2 separate regions of the Homo sapiens genome follow, and region 1 is linked to region 2. Evidence: chromatin loops called from intact Hi-C (ENCODE). Cell type or tissue: adrenal gland. All regions are shown on one strand.

What was found. Peaks named below come from ENCODE experiments on the same cell type or tissue, not always from the same donor. Only the 100,000 strongest peaks of a DNase experiment are listed, where the experiment ranks them.
Region 1: it touches region 2 in a loop (2.4-fold over the local background); 16 of 110 quality-filtered maps call a loop at or near these places.

What each region holds. Positions count from the first base shown.
Region 1 is chr21:14,413,619-14,416,118 of GRCh38, reverse strand. No RefSeq gene overlaps it. Among named protein-coding and RNA genes, the nearest start is that of HSPA13, 32 kb to the right of the region's middle. RefSeq lists an enhancer at 731-870. In adrenal gland, no CTCF peak of the experiment used is centred here; no DNase peak of the experiment used is centred here.
Region 2 is chr21:14,723,700-14,726,199 of GRCh38, reverse strand. No RefSeq gene overlaps it. Among named protein-coding and RNA genes, the nearest start is that of SAMSN1-AS1, 140 kb to the right of the region's middle. In adrenal gland, no CTCF peak of the experiment used is centred here; no DNase peak of the experiment used is centred here.

The sequences.
Region 1 (2,500 bases), 310 kb after region 2:
GGTGTTTCCCACCCTATTCTATGCAGCCATGCTAGGTTGCTCTGCTCCACAGGGTTTGTGCTACTCTTTCGCTATATTCCAGAGCTCCCCCTTCGTTATTTTATTTGTCATGTAGTTGTTTATTCATTATTTTGTGAAAGAAATGAGAATTAGGACCTCCTTGTTTGATATCTTGCAGATATTATTTCCTTTTTCTTCTTTTTGAATAAACCCAATTGATAAATGGTTTTGTTTTTTCACCTCTTCTTGAGGTATAAACTACATATAGTACATTAAATTTTAGAAATTGTAGCATACAATTTTTATATGTCTATATACCTGTGTAACCACCACACTGATCAAAATATAGAACATTTATGAGCCCAGCAAGTTTCCTTGTTGTCCTTTCCTGTCAACACTTTCTGCAAAAGTAACAAAAGTATTCTCCCCTCTACCATAGTAGATTAGTTTTCCCTGTGTTTAAGTCCATTTTGTGTTTCTATAACAGAATGCCTAAAGCGAGATGATTTATAAAGAACTTCTTTTATAAATAATTTATAAATAAACTTCTTTTACCTTATCAGGTAAAAGATAATCTATAAAGACACTTCTTTTACCTTATCAGTTGTTCTTAGGAACAAGTGAAACTTTTATTTCCAATAAATTCTATTTGATTTTTTTAAAGCAGTATTTTCTTCCTATTGCTTCAATTTCTTTGTTTGCATCTTAAAACAGAACCTTATTCTACAGTCTTCTCAGATTATTCTATTATACAAAATTCTAGAAGTTCTACTTCCCCTTTTTTTAAATCTCCTCTTGTGTTTTGAGCTATTTTGCGGGAGGATTTCCATGTGACCTGAATCTTGTACTCTAATTCCAGCATAGTTTCGCAAAGCCTTCTGCAAGAGATTCAAGAGTATCCCCCACCCAAGACCAATTTTTATGTTAATTCTTCAGCTTGGAGTGTCAGTGTCAGCAGTAAAGTGTAAATTTGGCTCCTTAATTTGTAAGCTGTAGAACCAGGGGTTTGATTTCTCAGAAAAGACCACTCTTGTTGGGTTTCATTTTTATTTTCACTCAGGTCCCAGATAGAAAAATCCCCCTTGTTGCCCTGTACTAGCAGATGTTTTCCTCTTTTCTCCCCTTAATATATAATTTTTCTCAATGGGATAGCTCTTCAAGAATTTTGGCTTGTGTACTGATCTTAGATCCAAAGGCCAGTCAAATCCTAGACTTCATATCCAGCCCCTGAAAAAGTCTTAAAATAGAACTCTTCAGTTACAAGGACTGAGACCCCCATAACCTGCATGGTGAGTTTATGCACCTAGCACTCTGGGGATCAGTTGGCACCTCATTTTTGGCACATAACATTTTCCTTTCTCCTTTTGAATTCATCTGTGCATTTAAAACTTATTACATTTTTGTTTGCAGGAAGATAATCTTTTTTTTTTCAACTTAACAGAAATTTTTTCTATCATGGTTCTGGAGGCTGGAAGTCTGAAATCAAGATGTCAACAGGATTGTTTCTTTCTGAGAGCTGTGAGGGAAGGATGTGTTTCAGGCCTTTCTCCTTGGTTGGAGATGGCTCTTCTTTCTGTGTCTTCACATCATCTTCCCTGTGCATGCCTGTGTCCAAAGATCCTGCTTTATGAAGGCAGCAGTCATACTGGATGAGGGTGAACCCTGGTGAAAACATCCTAACTAATTGCATCTGCAATTACTCTATCTTCAAATAAAGTCACATCCTGAGATACAAGGGGGTAGGACTTTAACCTGTGAAATCTGGGAGACATAAATCCATACATGTGGAGGCAAGAGGGGGCCTTGGAAAGACTGAGGATAATCATTTTTTGTGTGTTCATTTATTTATTTAGTTTTTCCTTAGGCATTCTGCTGGGAGTATCCCATTTAAGAAATTTAAGGGGTAAGCCCATTAATTCCCTTTTTGCACATTGGAATACAAACGTGTCACTTTAAGGAAGGACTCCACCAGAGGCACAGAACAAGAATCTTGAAAACTCATTTGCAAAATATTTCACAGAAAATAGAAAAGTGTTCAAAATGTGTTTTGCTCCAATACTGCTTTCACATGCAAAGTGGTACAAAAGTTGGATTCTTTATTTTCATGCATCTACATATATATTAATTTATGCACATTGACTAGAAAATCTGCACATTATTGGTTCAGTTCTCCTGATTATTTAATTGTTTTCAAGTATATAATACAATGTGTAGGCCAGGCGTGGTGGCTCACGCCTATAATCCCAACACTTTGGGAGGCCGAGGTGAGTGGATCACCTGAGGTCAGGAGTTCGAAACCAGCCTAGTCAACATGGCAAAACCCTGTCTCCACTAAAAATACAAAAACTAGCCAAGCATGGTGGCACATGCCTGAAGTTCCAACTACTCGGGGGGCTGAGGCATGAGAATCTCTTGAATCTGAGAGGCAAAGGTTTCAGTGAGCTGAGGTCGTGCCACTGCACTCCAGCTTGGGCAACAGAGTGAGACCCTGTCTCAAAAT
Region 2 (2,500 bases):
TGTGAATTTCTAATCTATCATTCATTTGTTTTTTGTTAGTTAGACTATCTGTATAAAGAAAAACATCTCCTGATCTTTTATTAGATTATCCAGTGGTATAGTTGATGTAGACAAGGCAAACAAATGCCTTGTTTCTTTTCTTTATTTACTGGTTCCCAAAATAATAAATTATTTCCCTAGAATCTGGTGAGGATGACACAATAGATGTTTTCTGTCCTCCCTCCCTCTGGTTCTCTCTCTCTGTGCATGTGTATGTACGTATTTTTGCATCATTATGAACTCATGAACAAACATATTTAATATGTTTGAATCATTTGCCGTTTTTATTCTTTTACATAACAATCTTTGGCCAGTGGGAGTCCTTTTAAGTCAGCTCCTAAATCCTCTTGATGAGACCCTAGTCATATATAATAGTGTTCTTGTTCTATGGTATGGTACAGTATCCAGGCTCATCTTGTACGTTTTCTGCCCCAGGTCTGGAATCAGCCTGTAGGAAATGGTATCTGTAGACCATGATAGAGGTGTTTTTAATTATTTTTTAATTTTTTGTAGAGATGGGATCTTGCTATGTTGCCCAGGCTGATCTCGAACACCGGAGCTCAAGTGATCCTCCTGCCTCAGCCTCCCAAAGTGCTGAGATTACAGTCATGAGCCACCATGCCTGGCACGATAGAGGTAGTTATTGCTACCAGGTGGGCCATTTTTTTCTAGGCAGCTTCAGAGTTATTAAGTATATATGTATTAAAAATATATGTATTAAAATATATGTATTAAATATGGATTTAATATATGTATTAAAATATATGTATTAAAAATACATATATGTATTAAAAATTCATATATGTATACATATAAAATATATATGTATTATATATTATAATATATATTTTAAACACAAAACACATTAAGAATTTGTACTTTTAATTCTAATTCAAATTCACAATTATCAGTGTATACGTAACCTAGTCCATCTGAACTGTATATTTTCTTTATCCCGCACAGAGAATCCCAGTTCTTAGGTATGTTACAGACGCTATAATCAAAATACCATGAGAAAATCAAACTGTCATAAGCAAAAGACCAATCAGTCTCTTTGCTTTATCCTGCATTACCCGGAAAGCAATCTAAGAAGAGCAATATAATATTAGCAATGATATGCATATAGAAATAGGTTATAAATTGTTTTGAAGAAAGCTGTTTTTCATGCCTGTACCAAAATATATCATGTGCCCCATAAATATATACACATATTATGTACCCGCAAAAATAAAAAAATAAAAATAAGTAAATAAAAAGAAAGGTCTTTTTGACTTTAGGGCATACAGCACCAGGAACGTACAGATTACTATATTTTTAAAACTCTTAGGAAACTTTCTATTTTGTAGCTATACAGTCAACAGAATATTCACATATGTCAGAGTCCTGGAAGCTATCTTGAAAAACAAATATAAAATTGACAGAGCTGTGAGACAGAAGTCATCAGGAACTATGATAATTTTTTGTACCCTCTCTAAGAAAATAACGACTAGCTACATGCGGATTTTTTCACATTGCAGGGAAATAGACTTCTATTTTGTTTAAGCTGTGCTACTTTTTGTTAGTATATTATATACAGTAGAAACTAATTCTATTGGATACAAAAGATAAGAAAATCAAATGGAATTTAATAACAATAGATAAAAGAGGAATTATTGGCTAAGATAAAGATAAACCAAAGAATTATTGAAAGACAGTTTGATCTGTAATGTAGAATTTGAGATATGTGTGATTTTCTAATTTTTTTTTTTTTTTTTTTTTTGAGACAGAGTCTCTCTCTTGTGGCCCAGGCTGGAGTGCAGTGACACAATCTCAGCTCATTGCAACCTCCACCTCCCAGGTTCAAGTGATTTTCCTGCCTCAGCCTCTCGAGTAGCTGGGACTACAGGTGTGTGCCATCACGCCCAGCTAATTTTTTATATTTTCAGTAGAGACGGGGTTTAACCATGTTGTCCGGGGTGGTCTCGATCTCTAGACCTCGTGATCTGGCCGTGACGGCCTCCCAAAGTGCTGGGATTACAGGCATGAGTCAGCATGCCTGGCCCTAATTCTTAATGTATTTAAATTAGAAATTGACAAACAATAAGGAAAAAACAATAAGGGAAAAAAGAAGTCTTTGAAATGTTAGAAATTGTTAAACTTTCCTAGTTGCCTTTTATATTGATTTTAATGTTTATTTTATATATATTTTTATTTTATTTAAATTATGTTTTATAATTCTAAGTAATCTTTAGATTTTATGTTAAAATTGAGTGAAGATAAATCCTCATTTTCAACGAATATCCCTAAAAACTAATAAGGGTATGTATGCATATTTTTAGTTATCATTTAAAGAATATACATTTTTTTATTTTCAGCAACTTAATTTCCACTATGTTTAACTCAGTGATGTCAGAATTCTTTTTCACTCTGACTCTAACAGATATTGACAGTCTTTAAGTTTTAAGGTGATATTAGGGATAAG